Regions from separate parts of the Homo sapiens genome. Here all the other regions are linked to region 3. The links are chromatin loops, found by intact Hi-C in ENCODE. Cell type or tissue: heart right ventricle. All regions are shown on one strand. Each heading gives the region's core, and the rest is flanking DNA. Links, peaks and the distances in the headings are about the cores only.

Region 1 (8,316 bases), core at 1,780-6,779, 110 kb after region 3:
TTTAAAGATCATACACTTAATTTCGGTCATTTTTGTGATTAGCGTGCGAGTGCAGTTGTGGTGGAGCTGCATCTTACACATTCTATGCAGACGTAAATCCTCATGCCAGCACATGAGATGAAATAATAGTCCAATAACACCCTCGAAGTTCTGAAGTTCCCCATGAGATACAGTACATTCACCCCTCAGTATCCATGGGGGATTGGTTCCAGGACCTCCCTTGGATACTAAAATCCACCAATGCTTAAGTGCCTGATATACAATGGCATAGTATTTGCATATATCCTGCACACATCCTCCTGTATACTTTAAATAACCTGTAAATTACTTATAATACCTAATACAATGCAAATGCTATGTAAGTAGCTTTTATATTTTATTGTTTATGAAGTAATGAGAAAAAAGTTTGTACATGTTTGGTACAGATAGTACAGATAGTTTTTTTTTTTTTTTTTCCAAATAGTTTTGTGGTTTTTTTGTTTTGTTTTTTTGAGATAGTATATGGCTCTGTCACCCAGGCTGGAGTGCAGTGGCACTATCTTGGCTCACTGTAACTTCCACCTCCCAGGCTCAAGTGATCCTCTCACCTCAGCCTCCCAAGTAGCTGGGACTACAAGCATGCACCACCACACCCAGCTAATCTTTGTATTTTTTGTAGAGATGGGGTTTCACCAGGCTGCCCAGGCTGGTCTCAGATTCCTGACCTCAAGCAATCCACCTGCCTTGGAAGAACTGGGATTACAGGCATGAACCACTGTGCCTGGCCCCAAATCATTTTGATCTGAGGTTTGAATCCACAGATGCAGAACCCACAAAGATGGAGGGCCAATTCTATGTGTGGTTTTGTGTCTCCGACTTTATACAGGTCTGTGAGAACTGTGACTAATGAATTCATGGTTCCTATCTCACCTGCACTCCAGGGTATCGGCTCACTGAATGGAATGTTGAGCAGAATTGCTGTTACTATGTAAATTACTTTTCTCTTTTTTCCTTCCTTGCTTTCTCCCTCCTTCTCCATGAGTACATAGTTGAATTCTTGTGACACAATGCAGTATTCTGAAATGAGAAATGAATGGGCACGTGGCTCAGATGGTAAGAGCTCTGGGCTACCATGCGCAGTTCTGCCTCCCAACTGTCACTTTTTCCAACAGGACCAGGAGTTGAAATAAGGGAACTGATAAGTTCACAAAACCTTGAGCGTGATGCTGGTTTTTGTTAACTGAAAAATAAAAAAGTAACTCCAATTATAAGCAAATATTTAATTTTTTTAGAAAACAAAAATTTTTTTACTCTTATCCATTACTACTGATCCATTACAGATACTGCAAATATTTATTGAACAGTTATTTATAGATATACTATATCTTGCAGCAAACCAGCTAATAAACTTCACATAAATTGCCTTAATTGTTTCTCATGACAACCCGACAAAGTAGGATTTAGATTTCTTACTGGTTAACTGCTACTATATCTTAAATTTAAAAAATCTTTCAGGGTTTTAAAAGAATTATAGAATTTTATCCCCATAACTATTTTGTGAGGTTGTAGAATAGATGTTGTTTTGTAAGTAGCTGGGATTACAAGTGTGTGCCACCACACACGGCTAATTTTTGTATTTTTAGTAGAGGCAGGGTTTCACCTCGTTGGTCAGGCTGGTCTCGAACTCCTGACCTCAAGTGATCCTCCTGCTTTGGCCTCCCAAAGTGCTGGGATTACAGGCATGAGCCACCACGCCCAGCTGCCAATATGTTTTCTAAAGCAGCTAAACCTCCCCTTTCGGCCACAGACTTTTCTAACAAATTCATCTTGCTGAATTGGGTAGATGAATGCTGGACTTGTGACTGAGAAGAACAGTTGTTTGGAGACAGGCAAGTTAGTGGGAAGCGCATGAGCTAAATATTAATAATAAAGTGTCTGCAGATACCCAGAGACGCCAACACTGCTGGGGTGGCGGGTGTCTTGGGAGGGAGGATTGAACATGGGGTATGGATGTAGGGAGAGGAGAGTGTGTGTGGGCAGGGTGCTTCCTTGAGGAAGGTCATCTTTATTCACAGGAGGTGAAAGCACCATTCACACAGCATCGGAGCAGTTTTTTAAGGACTCTGCTTAGTTAGGAAGGAGGGAGGCATTCATCTTCTCATTTAATGGCACCATTTGCACAACTGAGCAACCATGGAAGCATTTCACTGTGACCGAAACACTTCTCACCACTGTGGCTTGGCATCTTTTTGTGAGAAAAAAGGCTCTAAAGAAATATGCTACCTTGCATTTGACATTCAGTTATTAAATTGTGTTGTGAAAAAGTGTAACATGCGGGCCGATTTAACAGCCTCATATAAATACTGTGTCCCAGAATGAACAACTTAAAAGAGGGGTGAACTGGTCACTGGGTAATCCTGGAAGAAATGGAAGACCAGCATTCTTCATCCATTATCAGCTGGATGGTAGTGCCCCTCTCGTGGGAGCTGAACATTATGAAGTGGCCTTCCTGTCAGTAGAGCTCAGAACCCTCAAATACCTTCTGTTGGGATTGCGAGTCGTATGTTCAGACTATAAAAAGGGCAGAGATAAGAAAGAGGATGTTTCGAAAACACCAAAGTAACTAACCCTTTAGGAGTCCTTCAACCTCCCCAGTTACCCTTGGCGCGCAGCATTTGAAGCTGTCTGTGAGGCCATCCTGCGCTTGTTTCCCTCAGACACTTTGTTTTTCATGTTTTGGCAGAATCTCCAATGAAAACTATGTTCCTCACGGGCTGAAGGTGGTGCAGTGTCACAGCCAGGGTGGCCTGCGCTCCCTCATGCAGCTGGAGAGCCGCTGGCGTCAGCACTTCCTGGACTCCATGCAGCCCAAGCACCTGCCCCAGCAGTGGTCAGTGGACCACAACCATCAGAAGCTGCTCCGGAAATTCGGGGAAGATCTTCCCATCCAGCTGTCTTGATAGCTGCTTTCCTCCCAGTTAGGACAAGTGGGAAGCTGGAGCCAAGGTTGAAGAGTCACCTCTTCCCATTTTAGTACATCATTAATTGTCAAAGCCTGTGTGACACAACTCAGAATACTAACCTAGACTAATCCCAGGATGCTTCTGCTGGAGCAAAGATATTGTTTGAAGGAGAGTTTATGGTTTTGGATTTTAAACGGGCAGGGTCTTTTTTCCTCTCATTTTTGTGGACAAGAGAGGCCTTCGCCTTTATTTTTACTCTCCCTCTTCTGCTGTCCCTGTGCAGAGGAAAAATGAAGAATTCTCCCAGAAGTGACTTGTCAAGACTTAAAAAAAATGTTTTTAATGCATTTCTTCCTTGTCTAGTGCCTCGGTTTATCTCTAACAGGGGCTGTCCAGTATATCGGTCCTGTTAGGAGGGGAGAAAAAGTTCTTCCAAAGGCTGGAGAAGTGAACAAGGAGTCAAATTTATTTTCCCAATTCAACTTCATAATTATCATTTCTTTGGCTTCATGCTCTCCCGTAACTCATGTGGTTGGGATCCATCCCATCTGGGTCACTTCAGTCTACTTCACGTACTTGAAAAGGCTTTCCTTTACACTTCCAGGACCAAACAGCAACTTCCTGCCACACACTTCCACCCTATCACTGGGAGAAATCCTTTTCTGGACATGAGCCTTTGACCTGGGTGGGGCAGAAAGAACCACAAACTCCATCTCCCAATAGAACTTTGAAATTCACTCAGCTTTTCCTTTCATGCTGTTTGTTGCCTGCTTGTTGCACTCCTCCTGCCCCAGAACTGCAAGATTTTTAGCTTCACCCCTTTCTGAGAGTAATGTTATCTTTTATCAGAATCAGTATCAGTTCCCCTGTATTCTGTGCTTCATCGAATTTGCAAGACTGACCTCTTTTAAGCATTTAATTCACTCCCAGAGTCATCTGGTCAGGTTGCAATATGAGGACTTCTCTGTCTCCTCTGAAGCCTGGGACACTGAGCTTACTTAATACATTAGATGTTCAAAAGAGGAGCGTTGTTTCATCTTTCAAAATGTTAGGCCATTACTTTGAGTATAAAATCGACTTATTAATGATTAGTAATTTTTCTAAAGTATTGGGAAAACTTTCTTATTTTATAAGATCTTAACAAGCTTAAAAAAGAATTTTATGACCAGAATCCAACAAGAGCTCTATTTTGGAATTGTGCCCAAGTTGGTGATGTTTACTCTAAAATTAATAATAAAACTACTTGTAAGCACAAGGCTCACTGGATGTAAATGTAAAACTTCGCGACTTTATAAAACTGGCATTCCTAGGGGAGGGGCTATTTATCCTACAGGTCCCTGCCTCCTGGCAGTGCCATGGTATGTGTGCATGGATATACCAGACACAGTCACCATCGGCCATCAGTAGCAGCCCATGAACCCACGTGCACATCCTGCATCTTGCTCTTCTGACCCTTCATTCCCACTTGTCTTCAGGCAGGCATTTCTGGGATCTAAACTAGAAATCCTTGAAAACAAATAGTACCAGCCACTTTGAGGAATGTGCATTCACTGTAGTGGGTTATTATGGGGTCTCTGCCTCCTGGCTGTGTTATGCGGAGCCCAGGAGTGGAGGAGAGCCGTGGAAATAGACAGGGAGAGGCTGGTACTTGGGTTGTGGTAATAGTCAGGCTTGCCACAAGAGGGCACTCATAGATTTGTTTTTATATTCATTCTTGAGAAAAAAGCAACTGGTTACTGAACGTAACTCATGACTTATGTTTCAAATTTTGCATAGCTGATTTTAAGTCATTTTGATAGCTTTGCAAGAAAAATTTTTCCTTTGAAACAAGGGAGTAGGGCTGTTTCATTTTCTTTCCTTCTAATCCTCATGCCAAGAGGTGAGAAACACTTAAGGTCATTTAAGGTGCTAGGGAAAGGGTTTTCCCATGGAGCTTTCTGTGAGGCGCAGTAAAATAGAGCCAGCAGCAAAGTAGAGGAAAAAGCCAGACTGCGTCACACAAGATTTCTCATCCTTTTCAGGAGAGAGTCACTGTGTAGATTTGAATCTTTTTTCTTTGAGTCTGCTTTGAACTTTAGCAGGCTTTTCCTAAGACTGACAATTGTCGTCTTAAATCAGAGATTTGAGGGTAGACTTATTTTATGGCAAATGTCTATTTTTCTGATATAAAAGTAACAATGCTCATTACAGAAGAATCTAAACAAAGAATAAAAATTAGCCATCTTCTCTCCATCTAAAACAGAGCTAAACTTTGCTGATATGTTTATGAATTTCCTTTCAGTATTAAAAAGTGCATATAAGGTGTATATTTACACAAAATTGAAGGTCATACATAGATACAGGTTGGTATCCTAACTTTACCCTCTCACTGATTAACATGGTATCACGAGTAACTTCCTATGTTTTTAAATCTTTGAAAATAGATTTCTAGTGGTTCTACCTTATCCATCCCCACACTGTTGAAAATTTTGGTTGTTTCAGATACTTTTATTATCAATGATGATGTGATAAAGTTTCTTGTATATATCTCTTTGGCTCTATCTTTGGTAATTTCTTAAGAATGGAATCTTAGAATTGGACTGTGAAGAGGGGGATTCACATTGCTGGGGCTAAGTACAAATTGACATCACCTTTTAGGAATGAAATGCTTCTCTTTGACCCTTTAGCTCCAGTGTCCCAGCATAGTCACTGGGCTTCATAGGAGTAGCAGTGAGAGGACAGTGTCACAGCAAGGGCCTCTCTGCATGCTCCCTGATCATTGTGTTTGCAGGTTCAGCATTTCTTCTTGAGTCCTTCCCTTCTTCCAACCTTATTGCCTCATTTCCCCCTTGTAGTCAATGTTTTTTGGAAACACTGTTTATTTTAAAATAAAAATGTAAAAAAAAGGTAAAAAAATAAAATTTTAAATTTTAAAATATAGGCTGTAGGCAGATGTTTTTTCCCTGCTACACAAACAATTAGTGATTTGCCATCCCAAAGTGAATGAGGCACAATATTCAGGGATTTGTTACGGCTTACGCTTAAGAGCACAGCCATAAGTTACTTATTCTTATCCATGTCACGGATAGAGATCAGATGACAAAATGTGTTCTGTTGAAATAAAGCCATTTTAATCATGCATTTTAGACTCTTAAGAATCCAGCAGGCAGAAAGAGGTTTTGTTCACCTTCCTATTCGCCTATTAGTTTGGGGCCCTAACATTTGACTGTAAGTTAAGTTCTTAGTTTACCCTGCCTCTCAATTTTTCATTCATTTATTTATCCTTTCTTCCTTTTTTTCCCCTTCCTTATGTCTCAGCCTTATAAGAAGTATCATTTTTTCTTTTAAAGGAGATATTTTCTCAGTTTGCTAGTTTACTAATTATTATGTATTTTAAATGGATCTTTCTTTCTGGTCTTTTATGTTTCCTATTATAAGATGGTTATTTTTTGAGAGTACCTAATCCCCTTAGGGATACACTGAGAATCAGTTTCTGTTGGAAGAGATAAACTAAAAGAGGGTATAAGAATGATTCTTGTTTTGATTAACTGTTGATTGATATGAATAACATAAAAATAATACATAATCTCCCCAGTACTTTTTTTTTTTTTTTTTTTTTGACATGGTCTCACTCCAGACTGGAGTGCAGTGGTGCAGTCATGGCTCACTGCTGCTTCAACCTCCAGGGCTCAGGCAATCCTCCCATCTCAGCTTCCCAAGTAGCTGGGACTACAGCCTTGTGGCACCATGCCTGGCTAATTTTTTAATTTTTTTGTAGAGATAGAGTCATGCTTTGTTGCACAAGCTGGTCTCAAACTCCTGGCCTCAAGCCGTCCTCTCACCTTAGCTCCCAAAGTACTGGGATTACAGGTATGAGCCACTGTGCTCAGTCCCCCAAATACTTTTGTTTTGGAATTCAGGTATAATTTTCAGGCATTCACCAAGATACCCCTTGTGCAAGAGCCCAGCACCTTCTGCCTGTCCCAGTCCTGGAGTAGTTTTGCATCAGGCAATGGAGTAGGGATGACGTGCAGCCACACAGCCCATGTGTTCAAAAGTACCGATTCCACCAGCCTGCTAGGAGACGTATTAGTCACTCCCTTTGCTTGAGGAAGCAAGGCCTTGCTTAAATGCTAGCATGTTATTTAGAAAGGTGGGAAGTACATTAGACCATTTTTTTTTTAACCAGCTTTATCTGTGGCCAACTCTGGTTGAAGGCCCCTAGAAACTGGGTAACTGGACCAAATGGTTAATCATTTGAGAGATAATCAAGAACTGCCTTTGCAGAGGAACAGAGTTGTCAAAGGACCTAGTTCATGCATCCTGGGTTGTACCCCCTTCTGATGTGGTGCAGGCTGCCTCAAAGGTCATTTTGTGTTGTGACTGAATGGAGATAATGTCATACCCTCCAGACTGAACTCAAAGCATTTGCTTTTTGCTATTTGTTATTCTTGAATTTTTCTCTCTTGCTGGATGGGTAGCCTGTTGCCTTTCTCCCAGCATAAGCTTCAAAAGCTGCCGAGTTTACAGGCAGCATTATTATAAGCATGATGTTTGGGTTCAGAAAATTCCTGAGTTGAAATGGCTACTTAGAATCTGCTTCTGCTGCTGCTGCTTTTTTTTTTGTTTTTTTTTTTTTTTTGAGACAGAGTTTTGCTCATGTCATCCAGGCTGGAGTGCAGTGATGCAATCTTGGCTCCCTGCAAACTCTGCCTCCTGGATTTAAGCGAGTCTCCTGCTTCAGCCTCCCAAGTAGCTGGGGTTACAGGCGTGCACCACCGCACCTGGCTAATTCTTGTATTTTTAGTAGAGACGTGGTTTCACCATGTTGGTCAGGCTGGTCTCGAACTCCTGACCTTAGGTGATCCGCCCGCCTCAGCCTCCCAAAGTGCTGGGATTACAGGCGTGAGCCATCGCACCCGGCCCCTACTTCTGCTTCCTAAAGATCTCCCTTCTCAGGCTGCAGCACGCCAGGGCGGAGTTGAGATTCTGGCCACTCAGGCCACCAGGGTATCTATTAAGTCCTGGGTAAGAAACAGAATTTTGAGCTTAGTCAGCTACAGGGGGCTGAAAAGGAATGAGACTGAAACATGGATAATTTTAAAGGAGGTATGTTTGTTTAGTGGGGATGGGGTAGGCTGGGGGCTTGTTCATGAACTGAACTTTAAATTTTGCTCTTTCCTATACCTAGTTCTGTCATGTATTGGAGGATCAAAAAAAAGTGTGCTGGTGACTGAGGTTCTGGTTCCAGCCACCAGCTGTGTGCCTTTGGACAGATCACTTTTCTGGGCTCCTTTCTGTATCTATAGAGGTTTGAATTAGATGTGCTGTAAGGGCCCTCCTAGCTGTAGCATTCTGTAATCCACCCCACTGTTTCCTTATGTGGCCCTTTCCC
Region 2 (8,316 bases), core at 1,780-6,779, 330 kb after region 3:
ATAAATATGATAGCGCTTCAATATTTAAAATAGTATAACGTAACCAGCCATGCTAGCTTCATTTGACAGATATCTAATAAGTCAAATCTGTCCATATTTAATGTGAGGTAGACACCTGAAGCGTGAGTAACAAGCCACATAGCCGCTTTGAGAAGAGCAGCAGCTGGGCAGAGATTGCTGTCAAGAGTTTAAAAAACTGACATTGATTACTGAAGTGATAGAGTAATCTTTTAAAGGGAACAACATACTGCTCACTGAAAGAAGAGAAGGCTTTTCAGGTAAATGGAAAGGGTTTTTATAACACACTGTTAGCAACTAAGATCAACAAACCCTTCCTTAACGGGAACTTAGCCATTCTTGGTCTCATTTTTCACGTTCCTCCTCTTCTCCCAGCTCTCACGTCCCCAGATAGTAACTGTACAGTTCTTTCTATTGAATACTTTGTACTGAACATAGCTTCAGACCTGAGGTAACATGTGCTCTTCTGACTCCAAGCTGGACCTTCCCATGCCTTATAATCCTGTCTGTAGCTCTGAGCAACAACCCTCCGCATTTTACCCAGATGTCAACTGGCAGGCAACTGGAGGAAAATCTTAGAAGCAAACTGACTCAGGGCTAGTTGATGGGAACTGCTTTCCCCAACACCCTCTCTAAAGGTCATTGATTCTTCTGAGCATCAGTCAATTCAGTATTTGGCAGTAAAACCCATATTAATAGGAACATGTGAAAAATGAGATAAAGAATGGCTAAGTTCCTGTTAAGCAAGGGTTTGTTGATCTTAGATGCTAAGAGTGTGTTATAAAAACCCTTTCCATTTACCTGAAGAGCCTTCTCTTCTTTCAGTGAGCAGTATGTTGTTCCCTTTAACAGATTACTCTATCACTTCAGTAATCAGTGTCAGTTTTTTAACCTTTTGACAGGAAGGTGCTGATAATTCTGGAGACATGGAGTTACTTGCTGCATCTATGGGATGTCCTTTTCTTAAAATTTTAATTAGTTGTCTTAGTCCATAGGTCTACTTTTTTAACAGAAAAGGTTGAAATTAGTTTTATAAAGATTAGCTTATGAGATATACATATATATACACACACACACACACACACACATTTTTTTTTTCCTTTGAGATGGAATCTTGCCTGTCACCCAGGCTGGAGTACAATGGCGCAATCTTGGCTCACTGCAACCTCTGCCTCCCAGGTTCAGACGATTCTCCTGCCCCAGCTTCCGGAGTAGCTGGGATTACAGGCGCCCGCCACCATGCCCGGCTAATTTTTGTATTTTTAGTAGAGACAGGGTTTCACCATGTTGGCCAGGCTGGTCTCGAACTCCTGACCTCGTGATCCGCCCACCTTGGCCTCCCAAAGTGCTGGGATTACAGGCATGAGCCACCACGCCCGGCTGCTTAAGAGATATTTCTAGGCTCTATGAGGTCAACTACTGCATCTTGATTACCACTGTATCTCAAGCACCTGGCCCAGAGCCTGGTGCATAGATGATGCTTGTTAAATATTAGTAGAATAAATAAATTTATGTCTGAAATTTAATATCTGCAATAATATATTGTTGATTCTATCTCAAGAATAATACAAGCCAAACCTGTTGAACCAGCACTTAAAGTTCGTTTTAAAAAGCAATTGTGAACCAGGAGCAGTGGCGCATACCTGTAGTCCCAGCTACTTGGGAAGCTGAGACAGGAGGATTGCTTGAGCCCAGGAGTTCCAGGCTGTAGTGTGTTATGATTGTGCCTGTGAATAGCCACTCAACTCCAGCCTGGGCAACATAGCGAGACCTCATCTCTAAAGACAGATACAGTCAATGAATGGATGGACAGAATGATGGAACTGTGGTGAATATAGTTTAATAATAGTGTGTGGTACATATCAAAATTGCTAAGAGTAAATTTCAGATGTTCTCACCACAAAATATGATAAATATTTGAGATGACAGATGTTAGTTTTATTTAATTAGTCCACATTTTATTCATGAATCATAATGTCACTTTATACCCTATAAATATATATAATTATAAATTGTTGATTTACAATAAATTTTTTAAAAAATCAATTGCGTACATCACTGATATTCTTAAACCCTTATTTGGAAGCTTCCCATGAATAACTTAAAGTTGCTGTGTTCTCTAGATGTCCCCAGTGTCCTAGACAGCACCAGTTAAGAACAGTGAGTGTTTTTTAACTGGGACTTCTTCCTGACCCTGAATTTTACTTGACTTAGTTTTTCCTCTTTCTCTCTTCTAATTCACAGAGCAGTAAAGAAGCCCTTTCAGAGGTGAACGCCACGGGAGTGGCCATGCTTTTCTCTGCCGGGACATTTCTTTATGTTGCCACAGTACATGTCCTCCCTGAGGTGGGCGGAATAGGGCACAGCCACAAGCCCGATGCCACGGGAGGGAGAGGCCTCAGCCGCCTGGAAGTGGCAGCCCTGGTTCTGGGTTGCCTCATCCCTCTCATCCTGTCAGTAGGACACCAGCATTAAATGTTCAAGGTCCAGCCTTGGTCCAGGGCCGTTTGCCATCCAGTGAGAACAGCCGGCACGTGACAGCTACTCACTTCCTCAGTCTCTTGTCTCACCTTGCGCATCTCTACATGTATTCCTAGAGTCCAGAGGGGAGGTGAGGTTAAAACCTGAGTAATGGAAAAGCTTTTAGAGTAGAAACACATTTACGTTGCAGTTAGCTATAGACATCCCATTGTGTTATCTTTTAAAAGGCCCTTGACATTTTGCGTTTTAATATTTCTCTTAACCCTATTCTCAGGGAAGATGGAATTTAGTTTTAAGGAAAAGAGGAGAACTTCATACTCACAATGAAATAGTGATTATGAAAATACAGTGTTCTGTAATTAAGCTATGTCTCTTTCTTCTTAGTTTAGAGGCTCTGCTACTTTATCCATTGATTTTTAACATGGTTCCCACCATGTAAGACTGGTGCTTTAGCATCTATGCCACATGCGTTGATGGAAGGTCATAGCACCCACTCACTTAGATGCTAAAGGTGATTCTAGTTAATCTGGGATTAGGGTCAGGAAAATGATAGCAAGACACATTGAAAGCTCTCTTTATACTCAAAAGAGATATCCATTGAAAAGGGATGTCTAGAGGGATTTAAACAGCTCCTTTGGCACGTGCCTCTCTGAATCCAGCCTGCCATTCCATCAAATGGAGCAGGAGAGGTGGGAGGAGCTTCTAAAGAGGTGACTGGTATTTTGTAGCATTCCTTGTCAAGTTCTCCTTTGCAGAATACCTGTCTCCACATTCCTAGAGAGGAGCCAAGTTCTAGTAGTTTCAGTTCTAGGCTTTCCTTCAAGAACAGTCAGATCACAAAGTGTCTTTGGAAATTAAGGGATATTAAATTTTAAGTGATTTTTGGATGGTTATTGATATCTTTGTAGTAGCTTTTTTTAAAAGACTACCAAAATGTATGGTTGTCCTTTTTTTTTGTTTTTTTTTTTTTTAATTATTTCTCTTAGCAGATCAGCAATCCCTCTAGGGACCTAAATACTAGGTCAGCTTTGGCGACACTGTGTCTTCTCACATAACCACCTGTAGCAAGATGGATCATAAATGAGAAGTGTTTGCCTATTGATTTAAAGCTTATTGGAATCATGTCTCTTGTCTCTTCGTCTTTTCTTTGCTTTTCTTCTAACTTTTCCCTCTAGCCTCTCCTCGCCACAATTTGCTGCTTACTGCTGGTGTTAATATTTGTGTGGGATGAATTCTTATCAGGACAACCACTTCTCGAACTGTAATAATGAAGATAATAATATCTTTATTCTTTATCCCCCTTCAAAGAAATTACCTTTGTGTCAAATGCCGCTTTGTTGAGCCCTTAAAATACCACCTCCTCATGTGTAAATTGACACAATCACTAATCTGGTAATTTAAACAATTGAGATAGCAAAAGTGTTTAACAGACTAGGATAATTTTTTTTTCATATTTGCCAAAATTTTTGTAAACCCTGTCTTGTCAAATAAGTGTATAATATTGTATTATTAATTTATTTTTACTTTCTATACCATTTCAAAACACATTACACTAAGGGGGAACCAAGACTAGTTTCTTCAGGGCAGTGGACGTAGTAGTTTGTAAAAACGTTTTCTATGACGCATAAGCTAGCATGCCTATGATTTATTTCCTTCATGAATTTGTCACTGGATCAGCAGCTGTGGAAATAAAGCTTGTGAGCCCTCTGCTGGCCACAGTGAGGAAAGTAGCACAAATAGGATACAGTTGTATGTAGTCATTGGCAACAATTGCATACAATTTTACTACCAAGAGAAGGTATAGTATGGAAAGTCCAAATGACTTCCTTGATTGGATGTTAACAGCTGACTGGTGTGAGACTTGAGGTTTCATCTAGTCCTTCAAAACTATATGGTTGCCTAGATTCTCTCTGGAAACTGACTTTGTCAAATAAATAGCAGATTGTAGTGTCTGGTTTGGTTTGGACAGTAGTGCTTTCTATCATATTGTTGTGTGCAATGGTAATTTGTTCTACTGGCCAAAGCCTCTTTCAGCAGTGCCTTGCCATCATGCTTAAAAGTTTGGCTAGTATATCTTGCTGGATGGAGCCTTGAACTCCGGCAAGGATTGAACCATCTGACTTCCAAATTTGCCTTCCCCTCTGGACCTCACTATTAACAAGCAAACCTTTCAGGGCCCTCTTAGCTCTCAGAAGCTATGTATGGGCTTTCCCAGATTTTAAAGCTGCTGCCTCGAGAACTACTCATTTCTCTCCTGGTCAGCAGACAGAAATAGCCATACTAATCTCATAGGGCTCAAATGCATCTTCAGGCAGCAGGGAACCAAGCAGCGTGGCACAGGCCTTCTTGACTGGAGGAAGAGCTTGCTGGCATGGTGGGCAGTATTCCAGGAGAGGCCATGTCCGTGTTCACTTCTTGGCACATTTCAGTTCCGTTTTCCTCTTGTTTAAAACTGCCTCTTTAGATGTGGATGCCTTAATGCTGTAACACATTTGAAAACATTGGCAATACTTAAGTTGCTGCCATGATTACAGATGGAATTATTGGCTACCAAAGAGACGCAATTGATGATGAGAAGCATGATTCTTGCTTCCATATAACCAAAGTTAATCTTAATTGCAATTTGACTCCGTTTCCTTGGTAGGGATAGACTTTCTTCAGATTCCAAGTGCTCTCTTAAATGGCAAATTAAGTTAAAGAATACTACTGCTCCATTCCCCTCACTTATTCTCCAGTTAATTGCTTGTCAGTTCCATTTCAAGAAAGCAGTGATGTTCCAGGTTTGATTCAGTTTTCCTGTGCACACTATTGCCAAATTTTTTTTTAGCAAAGATTCTGCACTGGAACGTAGACAGTTGGAAACAGTACTACCTACCTAGAGGTTATGTGTTTTCTCTTTCTCCCCGCTTTCACCTCTTTCTTTCCCAATTCAAAACAGCCAAGTGAGCCCTGTTCTGGTATTTTGAATCATTAGAGAAAAGAAAGGGAGTGGCTGTTTTGAGTTGTCCTTTCTTTGCAGAAAGGAGAAAATGTGATTGTGTTTTTTTTTTACCAGCCTACTTCTAAGTGTCACTGCCTGGTTTTTCTCTTTTTCAAGGATTAGAACTAAGAGGACACACCAGCATCGGAGTGTATTAAGCCCCTGAAACACATGGTAGCTAGGGACTGAACACAGGAACCGTATGACAGCAGCACAAACCCCCAAAGGATGTTCCTGCCTTGTGGGCCCCTGAGCCCCTTGGGAGACTGAGAATCATGACCAGATTCATCCAGAACTGCTGCAGTGTTAAGTGAAAATCCTCTGTAGTTGTTCTGCAGAGGAACCTTCCTTCCATTAGAAAATTTCTGCTCAATACAGAATGGTCCACATCACCCAAAGTGCACTGTTGGAGATGCTGTGAAATTAAAACCTCTTTGTACCTGAGACATCTAGATTCACCTCAGGAGGCCTGAAGGAAATGTGTAACTTGTGGGAAAGAACTAGACAACCATTTAGGAATTCTCTAGATATACTCAGCCTAACCCAGTGGCTTAACACAAGGAGATTGGCTTTGATCTTTTTTTCTTGTGGCATCTTCCAGCAAGTTAGAAGTCTCATGGGATAAGACTGCAGTTCCCCTGGTTCAATAGCTGGAACAGTGATTTTAAATGTCCCTTTTTCTGGATCCCTTGTAAACATGAAATCATTCCATGGATGGCTGCCTTATAATTTTGTCTCTTTCCACTTTAATTGTGAATGGTTAAAAAAATGCTGTTTTCTGATATTAAATTTTTATTAGTGCATACCTTAATCTGAGTGGCTCATTACTTATCCTTTTGGCAGTTTGTTTGATGACCAGAATTGACCTGTATTTGAACATCAGAAAAGAGAATGAAAAGTTGTGATGGATGGTAGAAAGATGTACCTACCACAGGCACATCCTTTAGGGAAGGGAGGGAGAAAGGAGAGAGGGGAAATTAAGGACTTGATAGACCAATCTGCCCTGAAAGACACAAATGCATTGATAATTGTTTTTGCCTTGCTGTTGTTAGCAAATATTATTTACGAAGGTAGCTCTCTCTACTCTCAGAAAAGAGAAAGAGGCAACAGATCCAAACCACAGTGGATTCATTTCATAGGGCAGAGTTGTTATATGAGTAGATAGATGCTATGAACAACTGACCCTGGAAATTAAAGAGATTTGATTAGAAACGTGACGTGTGAATTTGATAAATGTTTTTCTCCCTCTGTGGACTTATGGTTAGTCATTAGATTTCATTAAATACTACTGGCCCACTTTGTGCTGGTTTTCTATATGTATAGTTACATGTATAGCTAGTTACAAAGATTGTGCTCAGGGCAGGCATGGTGGCTCACGCTTGTAATCCCAGCACTTTGGGAGGCCGAAGTGGGTAGATCACCTGAGGTCAGGAGTTCGAGACCACCCTGGCCAACATGGTGAAACCCCGTCTCTACTCAAAATAGAAAAATTAGCCAGGTGTGGTAGGGGGGTACCTGTAAATCCCAGCTACTCGGGAGGCTTCCCTGAGATCAAAACACACACACACCTGGGCTTAGCCAAAATAGCCACCAATCCTTTTCTGTTTGGTGTCATTTTTATTTTATTTTTTCCTGCTCACATGATCTGTTTTTTGTTTGTTTGTTTTTTGAGACAGAGTCTTGCTCTGTAGCCCAGGCTGGAGTGCAGTGGTGTGATCTCAGCTCACTGCAAGCTCCACCTCCCAGGTTCACGCCATTCTTCTGCCTCAGCCTCCCGAGTAGCTGGGACTACAGGTGCCCACCACCACGCCCAGCTAATTTTTTGTATTTTTAGTAGAGACGGGGTTTCATTGTGTTAGCCAGGATGATCTTGATCTCCTGACCTCATGATCCGCCCTCCTCAGCCTCCCAAAGTGCTGGGATTACAGGCGAGAGCCACCACGCCCGGCCTGATCTGTTTTTTAATCTAGGTGCTGGTTACAGGGTTATAGCAGGTGAAAAAGCAGTACACATGATTTGTGCTTTTTACCTTATGTCATAGCTCAATAAAAAGTCTTTAAAAGTCAGTGTCACCAGGTGTGATGGTTCATGTCTGTAATCTCAGCCACTTTGAGTGGCTGAGGTGGGAGGATTGCTTGAGCCCAGGAGTTTGAGACCAGCTTGGGCAACACAGTGAGACCCCCATCTCTACAAAAAATTAAAAAAAAAAAATTAGCTGGGGCCAGGCACGGTGGCTCACGCCTGTAATCCCAGCACTTTGGGAGGCCGAGGTGGGTGGGTCGCGAGGTCAGGAGATTGAGACCATCCTGGCTAATATGGTGAAACCCCGTCTCTACTAAAAATACAAAAAATTAGCTGGGCGTGGTGGCGGGCGCCTGTAGTCCCAGCTGCTCGGGAGACTGAGGCAGGAGAATGTCGCGAACCCGGGAGGCAGAGTTTGCAGTGAACCGAGATCACGCCGCTGCACTCCAGCCTGGGTGACAGAGCGAGACTCTGTCTCAAAAAAAAAAAAAAAAAAAAAAGCTGGATATAGTGACATGCACCTGTGGTCCCAGCTACTTGGGAAGCTGAGGTGGGAGGATTGCTTGACCCCAGGAGGTCAAGGCTGCAGTGAACTGTGATCACGCCATTTCACTCCAGCCTGGGCAACAGAGCAAGACTCTGTCTCAAAAAATTCACTTAAAAAAAAGGAAGAATTCTGTTCTAAATTAAGAGAGTCTGAAGAGATGAAATAATCAATTCCAGTGATTAACCTGGATTGGAGGTTCCTTTTTGATTGAACCAGATCAGAAATTTGAAAGTTCAAAAAACATGTTGGGGATGACAGCTGCACAATT
Region 3 (5,000 bases), core at 1-5,000:
AAATCCTCTGTATGATACTGTAATGATGGATACATGTCATTACATTTGTCCAAACCCATAGAATATACAATACCAAAAGTGAACTCTAAGGTTCATTTTTTGAACATTGGGACTCTGAGTGTTTATGATGTGTCAGTATATGTTTACCAATTTTAACAAATTTACCACTCTGGTGGAAGATGTTGACAATGAAGGAGGCTATGCAGGTGTGGGAATAAGGGGTACATGGAAAACCTCTGTACCTTTCTCTTAATTTTGCTGTGAACCTGAAACTTCTCTAAAACAAAGTCTTAAAAACAAAACATCATAAGTAAATCCTTCTACCAGTAATAATAATAATATTGGAAGTAAATTTAACAAATCATCAACATTTTGTCAAATCCGATTGGTATCTCTCTACTTCATTTAAATACCCCATATTAAGGAAGTATTGTTACATCTTTTAGGTATTATAATGGCATTATGGTTATGTTAAAAAAGAAAAAAATCCTTATCAATTAGAGGTGCATACTGAAGTGGGTGAAATGGAGTATGTCTGGAATTTCCTTTAAAACTTTCCAGAAAAAAAAGTAGAGGGATAGATGATTAATATGGACAATTGCTATAGATGCATACACTATACTATTCTACTTTTGTGTATGCTTGAACAATTTTTTCTTCTTCTTTTTTTTTTTTTTTGAGAGTCTCACTCTGTCACCCAGGCCGGAGTGCAGTGGCATGATCTCAGCTCACTGCAGCCTCCACCTCCCAGGTTCAACTGATTATCCTGCCTCGGCTCCATGGGTAGCTGGGACTACAGGCAAGCACCACCACACCCAGCTAATTTTTGTATTTTTTTAGAGACAGGATTTCACCATGTTGCCCAGGCTGGTCTCCAACTCCTGACTTCAAGTGATCTGCCCGCCTTGGCCTCCCAAAGTGCTGGGATTACAGGCGTGAGCCTGGCTGAATATTTCCATAATAAAGAGTTTTGGATTATGTTTAATGTTCATGATAGAAAAAGAAAAAAAACAAGACTGCAGGATGGGCTGGGATACTCATGGCTCACTAAGACCTACAGCACAGTCTCTCCTGAATTGAAGCAGCTTAAGTAAAAACAGAATATTGTGCGCCTGTAGTCCCAGCTACTGGGGAGGATGAGGCAGGAGAATCACTTGAACCCTGGAGGCGGAGGTTGCAGTGAGCAGAGATCGTGCCACAGCACTCCAGCCTGGGTAACAGAGCAAGACTCCATCTCAAAACAAACAACAACAAAAAAACCAAAAACAGAATATCTGCCAGGCCCAGTGGCTCATGCCAGCACTTAGGGAGGTCGAGGTGGGAGGATCCGTAATCCCAGTACTTTGAAAGGTCGAGGTGGGAGGATCACTTGAACTCAGGAGTTGGAGACCAGCCTGGGCAACATAGTGAGACTTTGTCTCTACTAAAAGAAAAAAAAAGAAACCAGAATATCTATACCTTTGTGCCCAACTCATAACCATTCTCAGCCTAAGGTCTCCCTCCATTACCCAGACAGAAATAATCTTTAATGTTCATTCTAGGCATTTATAGGATGATTTCATTTTGCCTAGTACTCAGTAATTCAAAATTCATGGCTATTTGTTAAATGCCTTGGGATCGTTTTAAATGATGTGTCCTTAGTAACTAACATGATGATGACAGCCCAATCCATGGGAGATTGGAATCACTGAGGCAAAAATCATCGCTGTGATGGGGCCTGCCTCTTGACTTTGCCCTCAAGGTTAGCATCAGAAGATGTAAGCTAAACACACCCCCTTACTCCACTCAACCCCTCATTCCTTTAGGCAAGGTATTAAGAGCCCTATGCAAAGGCAATCTTCAAGTATGCGTTGGCAGAAAAACAACCAGTACAAATTGAGGCATAATGTAAAACCGTTAGGCTGCTTTTCACCCAGCAGAGGGCGCTAAACAGCTGTGCCCAAGCCTCTGATTCAACAAAGCAAACGAGGGCTGGTGAAGCAAGGGAAAGTCAGTTCAGACGCAAAAGCAGCTCTACAATTGTCTCCCTTAATCTCCTAGTCAGTTCAGAAAGGCAGAGATTTATTGTTTAGTTCCACAGAGAGAGACTGACCTGCAAATAATCCAAGTGAAGAATATTTAGGATCATTTCAGACCATTTAAGCCAGCCCCATGGGCCTGGCAGTTGGATGAGAATGGGGTCAGCCTCAGGAGAGGGACCCTAGCCCCAGCCTCTCTGGGGCACCGGAGGTGGAGCACAGGGACTTCTCGGGAAGGCTAGGCCTTTCTTCTCAGTGCCAGTGCCAGGCAAAGACAAGCAGAGGCCAGGCCTTCTAAGCCTGGTTTCCTCACAAACAATTGCTTACCTTCAACTCATCTGAGAACCCCAAGAAAATACAACTACATACTCTGGTTTTGGTTTTTTGGGTTGGTTTCATTCTGCACTAAAATCACTAATTCATCAAAAAATGTACTATAATCACATTGTGGCAGCAGCTTTGTAGTTACAGAAAACCTTTATACTTAAAGAGTACCCTTTCCCAAAGGGTCCCGAGCTATAAGCAGAAACTAAGCAAGCCCTTACAACACACTATAACAAAGTAATTATTTAACATTCTTCTTATTTTATTGCTCAGAAAAGCTGAGGTAAGGATTTGCTTTGGGTTTCCTCAAAAGCCAGCCAAGCACAGGACTGAGAAAGCAGTCTGAAATTCTGGGTCGAATATTCCTGGAACTTATCATTGTTTGAAGAGCCAAAGAAGAATAATTTAAATGTCCATCAACAGAAGTCTGGTTAAAATTATTGTTTAATAAAATAAGCCAGACATAAAAGGACAAATATTGTATGATTCCACTTACATGAGGAATAGTCAAATCAGAGACAAAGTAGAATGGCAGTGGCCAGGGGCTGGGGGAAAAGAGGAATGGCGAGTCATAGTTTAATGGGTAGTTTCTGTTTTGCAAGATGAAAAATTCTAAAGATGGATGTGGTGATGTATTAATTACATGAATGTAATTAATACCACTGAACAGTAAGTACACTTAAAAATGGTTAAAATGGTAAATCTTATGTTGTATACATTTCACAATAAAAAATATAAGAAAGTTTACTACTTATATATGTACAATGCAGCCTAAATAAATAAAAGCATGAGGCAGCTCTGTCTATACTCACATGGAACAATTTCTAAAATATAACGTATTAGTGACTGTATTAATTGTTCAAAACATTCTTTTAACAAGTAACAATGGGATTAGATACAGAGCTTGGGGTTTCATCTTTGAGAGGCAGCAAAGATGGTGCTATAGAAGGGTACAGGAAGTGCAAGCTCTGGAATAAAAGGACTTGATTCAAATCTTGGTTTCGCCATTCATGTGTCCTGGTTACTCTACTCCTCTACCCTAATTTTTTTATTGTAAAATGGAGAAAATACCAACTATTTCCCAGGTTTGTTGTGTGTGGTGAGATAATGTTTGTAAAAGCACTTAGCCCAGTGTGATATATATTAGGTGCACACAGCTCTCAAATTGTCCTTGTGTCCGTAAAGTATCATCCATGAACTTGTCCTAATCTTTCAAACCTTGTTTTAGGTAGCATTAAGAATATGAATAGTATGATACAATTACACAAAAACATACACAAATTTATACATACAAAGACAGATGCAAAATGGTTAGCAGAGGTCATCTCTTGCAGATAGCAATTTTACTTAATACCCTTTCATATTGCTAAAGTGTTTTCTTTTCTTTTCTTTTTTTTTAACTGTGAAGCCTAAAGGAAAATCATTCAGCCTGGCTTTCTTCTCAGCCCATTTATTCCTCTTCAGTGAGTGTACTGTGTAAGACCAAACCTCCTTTTGTGTTAACCATACCTCTCCTAAGCTCCAAGAAACTGCAGCGCATTACAGAGGCACAGTCTGTGTGACACACAGCCCAGCTACGTCAGTGGATGGAAAATAAGTCTGTTTTGTTATTTTTCCAAAGTTGAAAATAATTGATATTTGTATAGGAATTCAATCACTTACATATCTCATTTTATTGTCACTTGTGAGGTAAGGATTATGTAGGCCCTTTTTCTAGACACGTATCAGAGAGGTAAAATGACTTGCTAATAATCCAAAGAGCTTGGCCTGGAGCCTAAAACTAAGTTGTATCCATTCTACCAACATGCAGAGGACAGAACAGCACCTAGCATTCCAAATGAGGAATGTTCTGGAGCTTTACACAAGGAAGAAAAGCACTTTCCAGGCTTTTTTTTTTTTTTTAATGATTTTATCTATTTTCAAGTATAGAGTTTTGTGGCATTAACTACATTCACATTTTCATATCGTTGTGCAACCATCACCACATTTTATCTCCAGAACTACCCCTTCCCACTGACAACTGCCATTCTCCCCCTAGACACCATTCACTTGGCACAGTGTCTTCAAGGTTCATCCATGTTGTAGTGTGTGTCAATTTCATTTCTTTTTAAGGCTGAATAATACTATTTCATTGTATGTATAGACTACATTTTGTTTATCTATTCATCCACTGATGGACCCTTGGGTTGCTTCTACCTTTCAGCTTTGTGAATAATGCCACTATGAACATTAGTGTACAAATATCTGTTTGAGCCTCTACTTTCAATTCTTTTGGGTATATAACCAGAAGTGAAATTGCTGGATCCATATGGTAATTCTACTTTTAACTTTTTGAGGAATGCCATACTGTTTTCCACAGTGGCTGCCCCATTTTATATTCTCACCAACAACGTACAAGAGTTCCAATTTCTCCATATCCTTGCCAACTCTTTTTATTCTTTGCTTGTTTGGATAATAGTCATCCTAATGGGTGTGAAATGTTTGCTGGCCTTTTTAACCTTCAAATAATAGCCTAAAATAACTCTCAAGTCCTTTTAAATATCTCAGAGCGCATCATTCTACAAACAGTTTGAGTTATCTTTCTTCATGAGTACCTACCCTGAAATTCAGTTACCACTTTTCTATTCACTCACCCCATCCAGCCCAAAAGAGTTTTCT

Evidence for each region. A loop is a pair of places that touch in the nucleus more often than their neighbours do. Peaks named below come from ENCODE experiments on the same cell type or tissue, not always from the same donor. Only the 100,000 strongest peaks of a DNase experiment are listed, where the experiment ranks them.
Region 1: a loop joins it to region 3, with 2.4 times the contacts of the local background. A loop is called at or near these places in 33 of 110 quality-filtered maps.
Region 2: it touches region 3 in a loop (3-fold over the local background); 35 of 110 quality-filtered maps call a loop at or near these places.

Annotation. Positions count from the first base shown.
Region 1 is chr14:69,238,162-69,246,477 of GRCh38, forward strand. EXD2 (exonuclease 3'-5' domain containing 2) reads left to right here. Exons shown (of 10, transcript NM_001193360.2): 10 at 2,723-5,857. The coding sequence ends at 2,939. All of the region lies in intron 2 of GALNT16-AS1 (GALNT16 and EXD2 antisense RNA 1), which reads right to left. Among named protein-coding and RNA genes, the nearest start is that of GALNT16, 18 kb to the right of the region's middle. RefSeq lists an enhancer at 561-1,185. In heart right ventricle, for the core only: CTCF peaks have their summits at 4,616 (motif pointing right) and 4,821; a DNase peak (open chromatin) is centred at 4,580; H3K27ac peaks cover 1,449 bases.
Region 2 is chr14:69,456,101-69,464,416 of GRCh38, forward strand. It overlaps SLC39A9 (solute carrier family 39 member 9), which reads left to right. Exons shown (of 7, transcript NM_018375.5): 7 at 2,263-6,290. The coding sequence ends at 2,493. Among named protein-coding and RNA genes, the nearest start is that of PLEKHD1, 24 kb to the right of the region's middle. RefSeq lists a silencer at 4,188-4,237. In heart right ventricle, for the core only: a CTCF peak has its summit at 4,207 (motif pointing left); a DNase peak (open chromatin) is centred at 4,201.
Region 3 is chr14:69,127,531-69,132,530 of GRCh38, forward strand. All of the region lies in intron 1 of DCAF5 (DDB1 and CUL4 associated factor 5), which reads right to left. Among named protein-coding and RNA genes, the nearest start is that of DCAF5, 23 kb to the right of the region's middle. In heart right ventricle, for the core only: a CTCF peak has its summit at 1,915 (motif pointing right); a DNase peak (open chromatin) is centred at 1,931; H3K27ac peaks cover 1,291 bases.